Regions from separate parts of the Homo sapiens genome. Here region 1 is linked to region 2. Evidence: chromatin loops called from intact Hi-C (ENCODE). Cell type or tissue: PC-9. All regions are shown on one strand. Each heading gives the region's core, and the rest is flanking DNA. Links, peaks and the distances in the headings are about the cores only.

Region 1 (8,746 bases), core at 466-8,465, 270 kb before region 2:
AAAGCCTCCTTTGTATGCAAATATGTTCAATTTTCACATACTATTTTATCTAGCCTGTGCAAAGAACAAGAGATATTAGATTTAATACACACATATATATGTGTATATATATGTGTGTGTATATGTGTGTATATACACATATATGTGTATATATATACACATGTATATGTGTGTATATATATACACATATATATGTGTGTATATATATACACATATACATGTGTGTATATATATATATATAAAATGGTCTGTTGTTCAAATAATTGAGGATGCAAATTTCAGAAAAACATGACTGGGACATTCATCTTTCAAGAATCAGTTTCTTTTTTATACATTTTTTTAATTTTTATTTTTAGTTCAGCAGTACAAGCTCAGATTTGTTACACAGGTAAACTTGTGTCATGGGTGTTTTTTGTATAGATTATTTTATCACCTAGGTATTAAGCCTAGTACTGATTAGTGATTTTTCCTTATCCCCTTCCTCCTCCCACTCTCTAACCTTTGAAAGGACCCAATGTGTGTGTCGTTCCTCTCTATGTGTCTGTGTGTTCTCATCATTTAGTTCCCACTTGTAAATGAGAACATGTAGTATTTGTTTTTCTGTTCCTGTGTAAGTTTGCTAAGGATAATGGCCTCCAGCTCTATCTATCTCCCTGCAAAGAACATGATCTCATTGTTTTTTATGGCTGCATAGTATTCCATTGTGTATATGTACCACATTTACTTTATTCAGTCTATCATTGATGGGCATTTAGGATTATTTCATGTCTTTGTTATTGTGAATAATACACAATGAACATAGCATGCATGTGCCTTATCTAGAAATTGTATATTTGATAGAGTAAGATACCACTAAGGAATGACTTTCAACCATAGTACATGTCCAAAATTGAGAAACCTGGAGCCTTAGATAGCATCATGAAGAACAGATGTCAGAATCCCAGGTTCTTTGTCTTGATATGCCACTAATAAGTTAGGAGAATTATGATTACGTGTCAACACGGAGATATTCTAAGAGTCAAGCCTGATAGTGAAAGTGCCAGTGCTTAAATGTTGTTTAGTAATATTGTTAATTTGAAATATGGGAATACCAAAGCAATATTTCAAAGTAGAGTCTTCATATTGTCGGTTAATTTAAAAAGTCCCACCATTCAACATTAACGCAACTTGGACAAAATACATATTTGAGGATGTAGTAGAAGTGGTTGAGAGGGATGCTGAATTCCTAATACAACTAACTTTCCCATTTATAAAAGTAAAACATGCTTGCTGAGTAATATTAAGAAACTACAGATAAACATAAAGAATATAGAAAGTATCTATAACTTTACCATCCAGATGTAAGCAATATTTTATGCTCTTTTTCAAAATTATGATAATATAAATTATTTTACCTAGATTATTTCAGTTAACTTAATATTTTGACCATTTGTTTCATTCAAGATTCTTTGAAATCGTACTTTTGATTCTCTGCACATTTCCTACTGTATAGCAATACATATGTTGTTTATTCCCCTCTTCCTGATCCCAGTGCTTTTTTTTTTTTTTACTTTCCCATGGCAATGAGGATGGTAAATAAGGTTGCAAAAAGCTAGACAATTACATCCTACAAATTCATAGAGCATATCCCCAAATAAGTGTTTTGTATACAAGTAGTATTTCTGGAGTCTGAGGTCTCTAAGTATGCTACTGAGATTTTATTTTTTTAAGAATAAAACATCCTGACAAAACAGAGCATGCCCTGACCCTCTCACCAAGCTCTGGGGATCTCACAGATTTAATGAAGGATCCTTCAGCTTCTGACCCCTCAAGTCTTGAAATACTGCCTGAGCAATACCTAGACATAAATATTTATGAGTGGCTCCAAAACCCTGCACTAATTTTCTGCAACCCAATTAGCAAAATTTGGCAAGAGAAAAGTGTCCTTCACCTTGTGGATCACTAGCAAATCAGACAGTAAAAGAGCCAAATGGACCATGGGAGGTCAGAGAGTTTATGCCCCATTTTATGTCTCAGGAAAACTGAAGACCATGAAGGTTAAGTGACTTGGCTGAAGTGACAGCGTGTTGAATGAGGCTCAAACACTGGCTAGTAGAAAAATACTGCTTTTACATTTCCTGAAAGGAAAATGTCATCTCTAATAATTTACATTGAAAAAATGACTCCTCACTTTTTATTGTATTCTATTTTCTTATCTGTGGAAAACAAATTTAGGGACCAGTTTAGAACCTCATGTATTATACCTTGGTCTCTTCTTAAGACTAAAATATTATGGGAATTCATAAGAAATCATTGGCCCTGGAATATTCAGGCAAAAACAATGCAAGTTTATGAATTTATTGCCACCATGTTTTATTTGAGAGCTTGAACTCTTAAAGATTGAGAGAAAAGCTAAAACATTTTTCTTCAAGACAGCTACAAGCTAAGGCTTGTTATTAATAGAGGTTACACTTGAGGTGGGAAAATAGGCTGTGACTCTGGCCAACGTTAAGCTTGGAGAGAAGCCCAAATGAACAGCTTTGAAAGTAGACAATCTCTCCAACTTCTGTACAATAGAGGCAGACATCTCTTTGGAAAGCTTAAATGGTGGAAGAACCAAGTTGCCAAGTACTAGTCATGACAGAGCAATGTTTCCAGCATGAGAGAATGTTGAGAGAGTCACAGACTCAATGGCTAATGTGTAGAAACTGCAAGTAGTGACCTGAGAGTTTTAAGCCCTTCTGTTAGTAATGGAACAACAATGAAAGTATTCAAAGAATATAAACATCCAAACAGAGACACAAAAAAGGTCATGAAAGGAAAAGTCTACTTTCTGAAATACAAATGAAAAGATCAATATATAAATTCCTAGAAGAGGCTAGCTAATTCGAGTGCTCTTGTCGTATAGAGGGAAGAAATATGACATGAAGTTAACATATTAAAACTTAATTGCCTCCATAACAACTCACCTAAATTATTTAATTTGGAACATTTTTTTTCTGGTACTGGTAAACACCTCAGTATGAAACAGTCATTTTGCTCAATTGTTTTGTAGATACAATAGAGCTTCACTCTACAGAATCCTTGAAATGTGAGTCATTAAAGATGACATGTCTTCAGAATAACAGAGGGGTTACCTATTTAAGTACCAAATATAGTGCATACAGATGTGTCTGTGTGTGTGTGTGTGTGTGTGTGTGTATACATATATATATATTAATTTAACGTTTTGACAGAAAATCATTCTAAAATGTATTAAATTTTATAAGGCTTCCTTAAAAGCACATTAAACATAATGCAATTTTCTTTGATGGCCCAAAGTCACCATTGTGAATATTAATTATTATACTGTGCTATAATAAAATTATGTCTGTGAGGCCCTCAAAAATGGGTACGCTCTATTGCCTCTAGAATTACACAATGTCAGAATGAAATGGGACCTGAGAGCTTGTCCAGCATTCCCAATTACAGATGGGACACTAACATCAAGAGAAGAGTGATGTGATTTAATTAAGCGGACACAACAGTTATCTACCCCAGGTCTCCCAACTTCTTATCCAGAGTCCTTTCACTTAACCCGCACTGCACAGCATCATCACCTATGCTTTCATTTGTTCTTCTGCTGCCTTTTGAAGTTTTTTTCTCTTCTCCCTGGTTAGGGTCTATGTTCACCCCCATCACTGTTGTTGGTGATGAAATCTCATCCTCCCATACTGTGCACTGTAATGATAGGTGGGGTAGTTCTGGAATGTGGGAGGGCACGGGAGCCCATGACCATCAGACGGTAATGACTAGATGTCAGTTTCTGGAGCATGTCCAGAGAAGATTTAGGAGAGTGATCTAACCTGGCTCCCCAGTCAAGGAGTCTAACCAAATGCTGGAGTTGAAGGTACAGAGCCAAAGTGAGGGGTAGGTGCAGAAACCAAAACACCAGGTATGAGTTGCTGGAAGGAGCAAGCCATGGGAAGTGATCTGGGTGAATTCCAATGACTAAGATGTCTTTACCTTCTCCAGGGTGATCATATATTGAAAATAAGTACAACGAAAGGGGCAGAGACTGTGTGCCTTTTTTATGGCCCCTCAACTATCCTATTTTAATTCTGGCTTGGAAAAGAACTCATTCCTTGGATGGTTACACAGGGGTGTCATTGAGATCTGGTAAGTAACCTGATGGGCTTACATTCAGGTAATAGGCATGGGTTATGAGGCAGGGGCCTATGGCAGTTCAGAAATCTTTGCTTATTTCCTGGTAAATATCTCTTTCTGGCTTTGTTCCAGAGCTCTCTGAGGTTTCAGAACAATTAAATTCCAGGTAGGTGAGATGTTACTTTATGCTTTGGTTTCCATGTGAATAAATAGATAAGGCAATAGCCTCGTGTATTAGGAGGAGGGGGAAATGGCATTTTAAAAGCCAGGTGCATTTGAGCCTGTTCTAGCAGGTTGGTGAATTTTCACTGTCAGGAACAACTGTCCTTTTGTTTAAAATGATGAATGAGGCTCCCAGGGGGTAAATGACCTGTCTAGGGTGCCACAACAACAAGGATATTGCCTCTGATTAAAACAGTCAAGTATTAGAGCCTAGTGCTCCAAGTGGTGGTCATAGGTCAGGTTATTATCATCTCAGGGTGGAAAATGCTCACTATGTGGTGGGCACAGGAGATTCTATTGTGCTTTCTTCCTCATTCTTTCCTGTAGTGCCAGAAGGAAGCTTTGCTCTGCTGCATAGTCTGGAAGACAAATTGATATTCTCCATAGGAACAGACAGGATGATTCATGCTGTGTGGTACATAATTAAGGTCTGTGAACTCAAAATGAGCAAACCAGGATGTTAGTAATCTTGGTAGAGAAGTGGCTCAAGAGGGCAGGCATACCTTATTCTTTATTTTAATCTCTTTGAGGTAGGAGAGTTCAACTTCTCTGAGATAAGGGAACTTATCCAGAATAGAAATTCTTTTCAAGTTTTTTCTCTCCTATCTCTTGATCTCTCACTTTCATCATTATATATGTAATATATACACACACACACACACATATATATATATATATTTTTTTTTTTACTTTACTGGCAAGAAACTGGATTTTTCTCTCATCCCTTGTACCTTTGAAGTGTTCATTCAATTCAAACAATTACTGAGGCCCTGCAAAGTACTAGGGGACCAAGTACTTCAAAGCCACATATTAAAATGTGGTTCTTATTTCCACAAAAGCCCAGTCTAGTTAGGGAGAGAGATATGCAAATAAATTATCTGGGTAATTATCTGGCTGTGTCGCTATGGGTAAAACTTAAATTCCATAATTCCAGTCTCCTCAAGTATAAAATGACAAAAATACTACTTACCTTGCTGATGGTGTTGTGAGTATGAAAGAGTTAAAGTACATAAATCACAAGTAATTTGCTTGGCACATATGAAATAACTTGATACAAAATAGGAAGCGATAACACAAACTAGTAGATATTCTAACCAAGGAATCGTAAAGAGTCATGGAAACAAAGGAAAGAGGAGGCGACTCTGCCCAGAAGAAGCAACCATTTGTGGTTTTATGAAGTGGCCATTTGTTGTTTTATGGCTGCCCAGCAAGCACACATTCTTTCTCTGGCAACAGCATCCAATTTCCTTGGACGACGCCCTTGTCCCCATACTCAATCCATGTGTTTCTGAGGGAGTTGACTCCATTTTTGGTTACATGGCATGGCAAGAAGCCTTTTCAAAGCTTCAGCAGAGTCTGGGCTTACAAAGGGAGCCTAAATACTAAATTAAAGTGAACTAAAAGATGGAAAGAACTTGTGGGGCCATTTTCCTTTTGTGATTTCCTTTCTAGGACTGCACAGAAATAAAAGGGAGGAGAGAGGGAGGGTAAAGAGACAAGGCAGGAACCTGGGTCTCAAGGTGTAAAAATGTCCAAAAGCACATTTTAAAACAATGATTGCCTAAATGTTTTACTATTAAACTGTTTAAATTTCAGTGATGTAAACCCCTTCCATCTCCTCAAACTTATTATAATTTGTGATATACACAAAGGTCTCGTGTGAGTGTTTCTGTTTATTTGTTTTTCTGGAAAGTGAGATAAGTGTTGAGTTCTGTTCTGTGTTATCACGCAGTAGAACTGTAGCAGGATGCTAGACTGGCAAACTGATACATAAACTAAACCAACTCAGTGGAAGCAGAAGCTCAGAGTGACATATGGCCAACAGAATGTCAATTACATATAGAAAACTTTAAAAAATTGGATGGCAAGAAGGCATAAGACTTCCCTAGGGTATGGAATAGTAATTTGAGCCAATTCTATCTATTTTTGAGGTTAGAAATACTCTAGCTGACACTAAGGCTATATTTTAGTCCTGTTGTGGTTCATTTGAACTCTGATGCAATAGACAGTCGCACCTTGTTTAAATCCCTGCTGTAGTTCTGAACTAGACGCATATAAATGTCAAGTGGCGGGGGACCTATTTCAGAGAAGTAGCAATTGACTCAGCATCAACCAGAGTCCTGGGATTTCTACCACAAAGTCACAGGAAAGCTGTGGAAAGTACTCTGAAATCACTCTTACAGAATTTGAGTAAGGAGGCTCTTTGAAATTGAATGCTTTTGGCAGAAAACCAAGTGTAAGAAATACTAAATGAGCTCTCAAAAGCAATGCTTTTTAAATTTTGATGTGCGTGTGAATCAACTAGAATTCTTGCTGAAGGGAAGATTCTGATTAGTAGGTCTGGGTAGAACCTGAGATTATGCATTTCTAACTGGCTCCCCAATGATGCTGAGGCTGCTAATCTGGGATCCTCATAATATAGAACCTTGAAGTTTATTAAGTAAACTAACCTAATTATATAGAGAATTCCTTAAAACTTGAAGTCTTAAAAAAAAAAACAAAAAGAAGAAGAAGTTACTTACTGGGACCCTGCACTGCCTATCTGAGCACATGCTTAGAGAAATGAATTCCTACATCAGATTGGTGATTAGGTAGGTTTTTGAGTCTTTTGTAGGAGTCTCATATCACCAAAACCTAAGAATATTCTTGGAAAGTGCAATACCAAGGATCAGAGAGAATTTGGAGAAAGAGGCAACATTGATCTCTGAGAATATAAAGAATAAAGTTAACAATTGCTACCATTTAATATTTACCATCTGCCAGACACTGCTGTAAGTATTTTATTACATTATGTCTTAATATTACAGCAGCTCCACAGGTAGGAATAATTGTCATCCCAATTTTAGAGATGAGAAAACTAAAACTCAGAGAGGGCAAGTTATTTGCCCAAAGTCCTACAGCTTTGGACAGACATTTGAACACAGGCAGTCCTGCTCTATAGTCCAGTCATAATCATTATGCTCTCTATATCTCCTACCTTCATTGCACCACCAAAATAGCTTTTGTTTTGGAGATCAATAAATTTCCATTATGCAAGACACAATAGACATTTTTGGTCCTCTAAACAACACTGTATGCTGAAGACCTCTCCTTCCTTTTCTAAGTATTACCCTATTATCTTCCCTTGGTTTTTAAGGTTTGAATTTTTCTGGTTTCTGTTCTGTTTTTCTAAAACTCCTCTCAGCTTTTTTTTAGTACTATATTCCCTTACTTGGCCCTTCAATGCCCAGATTTCTCAGAGCAGAGTCAGAAGCTCTTGTTTCCTCACCCTGTAGTTTCTTCCAATAAACAATATTAACCACTGCTTTCATTTTCACCTCTACACAGAAGACTCCACATTCCCACTCTCTTTTGAAACCTAGACTTATGTATCCAACTTGATGTCTCTATTTATATGTCTGAAAAGTTAGGTCAAGTGCAATAAATCTAAAACTAAGTTCAAGATGCTGGCTCCATCTTCACCTTCCACAAAGCAGCTTGTAGAAAAGATTGCTTTCTATGCCCTTTCATATCCCCTTGGCTTTATGATTTTGTGATTACCCCACATGACAAGCCAAAGGGCTAGAGAATTGTTGCCTGCTAGTCAACTCATAGTTGACAGGAGAGGAGCTGTGGAATAAATACCCCAGTTCTCTTTTCCTTCAGATGGGATATGCTGAGACATAGTCCATGCTGGCTTCTAGGGTTCCCCAACAGGCATGAGCTACTGTACTCCACAGTGGTAAATACCTTGATAATGTAACTTGTATTGCTGTTCTTCCCTTCTCAGTCCTACTTCCTTACTCCCCATTGGTGTTTCCTGGTCCCAACCCCCAAATAAAACATTTGCCCTTAAACCTGTCTTGGGGTCTGCTTCTGGAAAAAGACCAGGTCAAGACATACCTTCCCCTTGATTTTCTTATGTGTTCATTTCTCAATGAATGGCTGCACCGTCAGTCTTATTCCACTAGCTAAACAGCCAGGTTGGCTGGGAGCGGTGGCTCACACCTGTAATCCCAGCACTTTGGGAGGCCGAAGTGGGCAGATCACGAGGTCAGGAGATTGAGACCAGCCTGGCCAACATGCTGAAACTCTGTCTCTACTAAAAATATAAAAATTAGCTGGGCATGGTGGCCAGCGCCTGTAATCCCAGCTACTCTGGAGGGTGAGGCAGGAGAATTGTTTGAATCCTGAAGGAGGAGGTTGCAGTGAGCCGATATTGCCCAGTGCACTCCAGCCTGGGCAACAAGAGTGAAACTCCATCTCAAAAAAAAAAAAAAAAAGAAAAAGAAAAAAGCCAGAGTCATCCACTTCCTTCCACTCCAGATCCACCATCACCCAGAATGACAAATGTTTTCTATTAAAAAGCTTCAAATTGCCCACCTTTCCATCTCCTCCACCAACTCCATAGTCCAGTACT
Region 2 (8,746 bases), core at 523-8,522:
CTGCTTTAAAAGTCATGATACTAGTTTCTCTAATCAAACCCCAAAACACTCTATTCCAAATCACCAGACTGCTCCCAATTTGGTGTTACCCCCAAGAGGAAGAAAAAGTTATAGAAAAGAGCTCAACCTTTCCTTCAAATGTGGACTGACTGGAGAGTGCTTACAGCTGCAGGCTGAGGGGATTCTTACTTGGAAGTAGCTGAAAAATGGGACATACATTTCCCCTATCAGGGTGTTCCACCATTACTGTGCAAAAGACAGAAGGGGAAAAATGGTGAGAAAGCAGGTAACAGGGAAAAGGAGAATCATGCATCCTCTCTAGAGGAGATTGTATTTTAAGTACAATATCTTCAAGCAAAAACAAAATGTCAGTGGAAGGCTGCAGGCAATGGGGAGAATGTTTCTTCATCACCCACATCCCCAGCCTTTTCCCCAACATCCCAGAAGTTAAAGGAAAACTACTTAAAGCATGAAATAATTGGCAAACATGTTAGCATAAATTGAAAAATGTGTCTATTTTTTCTTGAGACAGTATAAATTAACAAAATGCTAAGATAAAAATGAAAACAAAGATAGAAAATAGATACCACTATCTAGTTCAGTTACCTACTACTAACTACCTTGGCCATGTAATCTCTCTGTTTTTCTCCAAAATCATTTTACAGAGTTATTGTTATTGTATGAAGAGGGAAAGAGATGTCATGGCCCATTTCATTCATTTTGGCTGACCTAAAAGCTACACATAGAACTCAGGAGCAACTGAAAGACTTCCCAATGGCCAAAGCTGGAAAAATTGGAGCAATAAAATTCATAAAGTAGTATGCAATTATAACCCAAAGCATAAAATAAATATCCATGAGTCCATAGTGATATAAATAAATGATGGATTAAATATAGAAGAGACAAAACTCCTGTGAAAAAGGATTTCAGATAATATGTGCAGACACTCTAATCTCAAGGGGATGGAGCATAAGTTCCCCCATTCCCATTCCTGAAGTGTAGGCTGTGCACAGTAACTCCCTTCCTTCGAGTCCAATGTGGAAAAGAGGAGGGAGAGAGTAACGATGGGGTGCTGCAGTGGAGACTCCTGATAAACACTACCTTATCAGGTGATCAAGGTTCACATCAACAGTATTAAGCCATGTGGCTAATATGTACTTTTCATATGATGTGAGGAGACTGACATTTTACTTCTCTGGTCTTCCTCCCAAGAATGCATAAATCCAGTGGAATCAGGAGGAAACACCAAATTACTCTAGAGGGGTGTCCTACAAGATGCCTGGACTGGTATTCCTCAAAATTTTGAGGTCATTACAAACAAGGAAAATCTGAGAAACTGTCACAGCCAAGAGAAGCCTCAGGAGGCATAACAACTAAAATATAACGTGATGTACTGGCATTAGATAAAAACTAAAGAAATCTGAATAAAGGATAAGCTGTAGTTAATAATGTATCAGCACTGGTTCATTAATTGTAACAAATGTACCATACTAATGTAAGATGTTATTAATAGGAGAAATCAGATGTGCAATGCATGGAAACTCTATTTCCTTAATGTTTTTGTAAATCCCATACTGTTCTAGGATAATGTTTACTTTAACTAAAGTTATACTAATATAACTCTATTGTGCCACTCAGAGGTTTCCGTCTAAAAAAACAATTACCTTCATGCTATTCATTCTTTTAAACGTAAGCTGTGATGAAAAAATCAAATCTGACACCTGAAACTATGTCTTTCTGCAGGGATCTAGTTGTCATTAGATTTTTACTCTTATGAAGACAAATTATATAAGTAAAGCTTAACAAAACATTAGCTTAATTCCATATATATTTTTATAAGTATTTGCCTCATTCTCTGTTTATTTTTCTTTATCCCAAATCAGGTGATTGGAAGAAAACACATTTCAAAAATTAAGGTGCCCTGCTTTAAAGGGTAGGTGAGAAACCTACTCCAGAAAACCTCATTTTTCTTCCATAGGTAGTTATTAATTTTATTTTCACTTTTGTAAATTGCTCACTTTGTACTCAAACAAGATGCTTTTTTTCCTTTCACTGTAGGCCTTGTCCACTTACTGTGTAAAGAAGCAAAAGAAAAATAAAGGTCTGTTTTCTATTGTGAAGTCGTAATGCAAAATGTGTGTCCCCACCAGTGTTTCTGTGGCAACAGACTGATGTCAGAGAAGTGAGCAGGCTGACTCACTCCAGGACAGAAAGAAATGCATGTCTTCTGCTTCTCTTCCTAGCAGGCCCTCTTGGGGAAATACCTCTGCCTTTGTACCCAAGATTGAGCCTTTAGGAATAGATATCTTATTGAAGGGATGTATTTCTATTCTTCATTTTTAGGGTTGTAAGATTTAGAGAAGAAGATATTTCTCAGAATAAATTAAGTCAGGGTAAACTCAAAGTTGCTAATTTCCATTTCGTAAGAAATTATTTCATCAATAACATTATGATGATACCCTTTTAAATTATGTTTTTATAATTTCAATGCCCTTTTGTTAAATATTCTACCATAGGAAAAGTTAAGAGTTAGTGTGAGAAGGAAAAAGGATCTTCCCTTTAAAGATCGTTGAAGTTAAGAGTTAGTAACGATCTTAAAGGATCTTCTCTTCTCCCATTAAATCTTAACTTCCAGTCATTTCTCTAGGGCAACAGGCTTAAATTATTTCTCATCTTAAAAAAAACAAATAATAACAATATCCCATGGTGCCTAACTTCTTTAGAAAGTTGTGCATAAATATATAAAAATATACCTATACCTACATATGCGTATGCATACAGAAATATATATACATATATATATACATACACACACACATATTCAGCCATTACTCTTCCCTCATGGAAATGTTCTTAGGTACCCGTTATTTTTTCTTAATAGTATATTTGGATGTTCAAAGTAAAACTGTCATTTAACAACTATTAAGTACCTACTGAGTTCCAAATACCACTCTAGATATTGGGAAACAAATAAGGTATAATACACGCTTTCAAATACATTTAGAGTTTTGTGGGGAAGTGTTCTGGGTTGAATAGTGCCCCCAAAACTTTATGTCTACCTGGACCTCACAATGTGACCTTAATTGGAAATAGGGTCTTTGCAGATTCATTGAGTAAAGTTAATATGAGTTAGTATAATAAGAATTGATATAAGAATGGTTTCAGTTTAAATAAAACTCTTTAAAATACTGATACATACCAGTCCTTCTCTGTCAACATGGTTGTCCTAGATAAAAAATTATAAAGGACATAACAATGAAGATGGGGATCAGGGAGGAAATGGCATTTCATTAGTTCCTCAGTGGTTGATAAGCCTGTTCTTATACCTTGTATTGCACTCATTCATTTAACAAAGTGGTTGATCATTCTGACTACAGTATAAGAGTTTTTAGTGAGGTTTCCAGCCATCCCTAAAACTTTAAAACATAATACTAAAGATGTGTGAAATAAAATTATCAGTCACATATCTGATGAGTTTCCATCAGACAAGTGAGCAGGCCACTCAAAGCCTCTTCAGCCCCCTTGCTTTCTCCTCGATTATCCAAGCTTTACAAAGTCAAACTGCATATGGAGTGCTTTAATCTTTGAACGTACGGCTGCATCAGACCTTTCCCAGCTCTTCTCACACTTTTAATGGATCCAATTCACCTCCTTTCCAAGGAGCATGTCTAGGTAAGTGACAGGGTGACGATAATGCCTTGGCCACACAGGCCTCAGAAAAGAATGGTGACTAACGATTAAATGCTTAGCATGCCAGCCCACATAAACCACAAACCATGAAGCCAGGGATTAAGACTCACTGGCAGCACATCGCCCAGGAAGTCAGCTTTCAACTAGAACTAAATCAGTTTTAAATAACAACATTTCTTGGGTCTCTTCCATCATCATATTGTGCAACTTTATACTTCGGGTTTATTTGGACTAAAAATATAAAAACATCTAAACCTACTTTATAACTGCTATATATTGACGTTAAAAGGAAACCAAAATAACAATAAAAGACACCAGGAAATTGGGACTTCTTAGATAAACTTAGCTGTGTGGTATTTTGCTTCCCTTTCACTAGAATTAGAAAAATAAATGGCCCACTTTCTAGAAGTGGAGAGTGAAAGGGAGGGAAAGAGAAAAATTGAGAGGAAGAAAACATTTAAGTAACAAGAAAGCAACAGGATAGGAAAAATATCAAGTCTTCAGAATAGTAAGGAAATGGAACTCTAATAATGTTAAAGAATGCAAAGATGATAAGAAACCAGCTACTCTTGGCATCGTATGAAAAAGTGTGAGAGAAGAACCTGAACTATGTGCAGCTTGCATGTAGTCACTGAGTCCCCCCTACTCCCCTGCCCTGGCCAGTTTTTCATTTCCTCTCTGATATCATTTAAACTTCAAAGACCATCCATCACTCCTTCATTGAGAAATGCCTGCTTTCCCAGAAACAACACCAGGGCAGCTTTTTATGCCATTACTGGCATTTTATCAAAGTAAAATTTCCATGGGTTTTTCTCTCAGAGGCTATTCCAGGGCTTGTTTTTTCTACAAAAAAGGAAGGCAATTTAAACGTGTGTGTGTGTGTGTGTGTATTTCCAGTTCTATCTATATCTATATTTCAACAGAATTACAATTTCTGTAGGAATCAAAATTTGAATAAAGTAAATAATATACTTCAAAATCTTTATTATAAACATTTCATTGACAATATAGAAAGGAAATTGATACAGCATTAGCAATAAAAATTTTTGTGGCTAGTTGAGCTCCTGGGATCACCTCCTGCCCCGATCCGTGTAGCCAGCAGCTGCCTCTATACGCTTTCAAGTGCTGTGCCTGCTGCTTACAACTCTCTTCTCCTCCTACCACCACAACTCTGTCAGGTCACTGTTCAATTGTTCTCACATCAGAGAGCCCCTCGCCCTTATTAGTTTATATAAAATAGCAACCACCCAACATTCCTGTTTTATTTTTATCTTCATTCTGTTACATTTTTACCCATAGTGTGTCTCTTCCACTGATATCATATTGGCTTATGAGTTTTTGGTCCACTAGCATGTGAATGCCAAGAGGACAAGCACTTTTCCAATTTGGTTTATTGCCTTATACCCAGCACCAAAAGAGCAGTTGGCTCCCATAGGCTCAAGACGAATCTTTGTTGAGAGATGAAGGACTCCAGTCATGCGTTGTGTGCTGGGATTACTCTTTAGTATTTACCCTAGAAGGAAGAGAAGCCCGAACACTTGTATTCCCACCCTTTGGGGTAGAAACACTTGGGGTAAAAGAAAGATCAAGAACTGAGGACGCAGTATATACTGATGAAAGTAATAAACAGCTTTAGCAGCTTGAGTAAACAATTTCCCTTTCAAAGACAGACCAAAAGCCCTAAAGGGCTACATCCAGGGTTCTCCTAGTCCTTACCCTGTCCTTATCATATGGCCTGCAGAAATTGTGCTGAGAAGTTTCATCCATTTCCAACCAACTTGTAAAGATTTGTCCCTACTGAGAGCAGAATATAGGGTCTAATTCACATCTGAGTCACCAAGCAACAAGGCAAGAAACTGAGCACACAAAATGGGAGGTCTTAAAATGGCAACTAGAAAATTCAAAGTGAATCTTAGGGGATTATGAAACTGGAATTCAAAATGAAGACTGTTACCCACTTCATCTAAATCTACAGCTATCTACCAATCTGGGTGAAACACTAGTATAATTTTTGTGCTGCAAATTCTATCTGCATTCCTTTTCTCTCTGGAAAGGCATATAGGAAATGTATTTCTGAAGGCCGTAGTAAGTTGGTAAAACCAAAATTCAAATACGTATGTGGTAGAGGTTATGTTGATGTCCTGTCCAGATCTTTCTTTATGAGGCCAGTGCCAATAGGGGGCCACCTCACCAGGGAAGTTACACACACACACGCGCACACACACACGGTTCATAGGGCTCATAGCCAATTATTGACAGACACCCTTGGCTGGCAATTCAAAGTATAACGTGGCTTATGGTGTGTTTCATTCCTCCACAGTCCCTCTTCTCAGTCCTACAGTGAATCTGCCTCGAGCCGAGGCTAAAATTTACTTGAAATCACCCTTCCTTCCCCAGCCTACATCACCTCCTCCCTCATAGCCTCTTTCTGAAGAGCATTCCCTCAATAAATAATGGCACCTGAATCCTTGTCTCAGGCTCTGCTCCTGAAAGTCCAACATAAAACAGTGTACCTCCAGGTTAGGCTATTGTCTCAAAACCTGAATTATTTTGGCTTAATTTAGATTGTATTGGAATAAATGTGCTATAGTTTAGAGATTCGTCCCCACAAACCCCATGTTGAAGTCTTATCCCAATGTTAGAGATGGGACCTGATGAAAGGTGTTTGGGTCATGAGGGTGGATTCCCCACGAGTAGATGCCCTCTCTGGGGAAGGGAGAGTGAATGAGCTCTTGCTCTATTAATTCCCACAAGAGCTGGTTGTTAAAAAGAGCCTGGCACCTCCCTCCTTTCCCTTGCTTTCTCTCTCTCACTTCCCCTCTTACCATGTGATCTCTGCACATGCTGATTCCCCTTCCTCTTCTGCCATGAGTGGAAACAGTTGAGGCCCTCACAGCAGATGCTGGCACCATGCTTCTTGTACAGCCTGCAGAACTGTGAGCCAAATAAACCTCTTTTATTTATAAATTACCCAGCCTCAAGTATTCCTTTATATCAACACAAAATGGACTAAGACAAAATCCTTCCTCATTTTGAGGTCACATAAATGTAATAAATTTTGAGTAGGTTCTTAGAATTACAAATATATTGTATACAAAGGCAGAACTTTCCATATTTCAGTTGGCCAGTTCATTGCCCATCCAAGCTGTGACGGTGTTGAGAAGGAAAATAGGAATGCTTTATTCAAATGAATGATTGCAATGTATTGTAACAGTTTCTCCCTTTGCTCCTTTTCTGTATGTATAATCAGTTGGCTTGCTTTTCTTGTTTGTTTTTAATCTTTTTATGTAGGAAAGTTGACCCTCAAAGCTTAAGGAAAGAATTTATTTAGCTTAGTCCGAGTCCTTTTATTCTAATTTCAATGCTTTGTCTTATAAAGTTGATCTTGTGTATTTGATGGATTTTAAGTGGTCTCTTTCTCATGATTTCTATTACAACTTTATACTGGTTATAGTCAGTTAAGAATTTTATCTGTCTCCTGCATTTTATTAGCAAGCTGTGTGAATTATCTTCACAATATGCAGGCTTGCTCCTTTGGTCAGTTATTTCTCTAGGAATTATAATGCCTCTTGAGAACTTGGTCAATTGCTTCTTTATTTTTAGTTCACATTTTTAGTAATAACATTATTAAAAACTTCACTGAAGATATACTATTTATTACACTCTCTTGAGCCTAAGTTCTCTTGAGTGGATTTATTTATTTGATTTATATACTATTTTATCATGGAGCAGTTAGATTTATATTTTAGTTAGTTTTCTATTTTCTTACATTATATTAGAAATACACACTGCCTTAATTAAAATGACACCATATGGTGGCTATACCTTTTTTGGAGGACAAAGTTCTTTCTTTGTTGCTTAGAATAATCCAAAATGTTACCAATATAAGCATAACAATAATATACATTTTCTACATTATATTATTGGTTACCTAATTAATATTAACATGATATTAGTAGGTATAGTTTATTTTTCAAATTGCCATAACTATGTAGCCTTATTTAACATATTTTTATTTTGTTTATTTTGTGAATTTCCAGTTATAACTAGATATACAAATATTTTCCTATGTATTCAACAATAAACAAATAGAACGATATCTTTTTTACTTTTCTCAGTTTCTTAAACATAAATTGAATATAATAACAAGAATTACCTCATAGAATTGTGGAGAGAACACAGGCTGGCAGGTAGTGAGCCCTCAACAAACACTAGTCTGACCGTTATGCTAGTACAGCAGTCTGTATTTCAGTTTAGACACACACCAAAAGGAGTCACTGTCACATCAAAGAAGAAGTGAGGGTGTGGGGAAGTCTTATTATCTAATGATCGGCTAAAGGAACTAGCAGTATTTTGTGGAAGAAAAATTAGATTTTACCTGTGTGTCCCTAAAGGCCAGGGTGAGAAGTGATAGGTGGAAGCCATGGGAAGATGGCCTTCATTCCCACATATGGAAGAAGTTCCAGCTGCCTTACAAGGAAGTGAGTTCCCTGTCACTGGAGATTTTAAGCAAAAGCTGGAGAGCTACCCACCAAAAATATTACAAAAGTGATTTCTCAAGTGGCTGGGAAGTTTGGCTGGAATAATTCAAGATTCCTTTCAACTCTAATCACAAAAACCAGTAAAACCTAAAGCTCACGGTATGTTTACTGTGCAGCACTATGTCAAGCACTTTAAGTGCATTATCATTTAACCATCACAACTTCAGGAGGTAAGAGCTAAGATGATCACTCCCATTTCACAGATGAGGAAACAATGGCTTACACACTGTGCCTTAAAGCAGGGGTTCCCAGCCCCTGGGCTATGGACCAGTACAAGTCTGTGGCCTGTTGGAAACCAGACCAAACAGCAGGAGGTGAGCTGCAGGAGAGTGAGCATTACCACCTGAGCTCTGCCTCCTGTCAGATCAGTGGCAGCATTGGATTCTCATAGAAGTGCAAACCCTATTGTGAACTCTGCATGCAGGGGATCTGGGATGCACTCCTTATGAGAATCTAATGCCTGAAGGTCTGAGGTGGAACTGTTTCATCCTAAAACCATCTACACCACCCCGACT

The links. A loop is a pair of places that touch in the nucleus more often than their neighbours do. Peaks named below come from ENCODE experiments on the same cell type or tissue, not always from the same donor. Only the 100,000 strongest peaks of a DNase experiment are listed, where the experiment ranks them.
Region 1: it touches region 2 in a loop (14-fold over the local background); 2 of 110 quality-filtered maps call a loop at or near these places.

The regions. Positions count from the first base shown.
Region 1 is chr4:142,545,597-142,554,342 of GRCh38, forward strand. All of the region lies in intron 2 of INPP4B (inositol polyphosphate-4-phosphatase type II B), which reads right to left. Among named protein-coding and RNA genes, the nearest start is that of INPP4B, 300 kb to the right of the region's middle. In PC-9, for the core only: no CTCF peak of the experiment used is centred there; a DNase peak (open chromatin) is centred at 4,505; H3K4me3 peaks cover 275 bases; H3K27ac peaks cover 5,681 bases.
Region 2 is chr4:142,813,883-142,822,628 of GRCh38, forward strand. All of the region lies in intron 1 of INPP4B (inositol polyphosphate-4-phosphatase type II B), which reads right to left. All of the region lies in intron 3 of USP38-DT (USP38 divergent transcript), which reads right to left. Among named protein-coding and RNA genes, the nearest start is that of INPP4B, 28 kb to the right of the region's middle. In PC-9, for the core only: no CTCF peak of the experiment used is centred there; a DNase peak (open chromatin) is centred at 3,749; H3K4me3 peaks cover 325 bases; H3K27ac peaks cover 1,021 bases.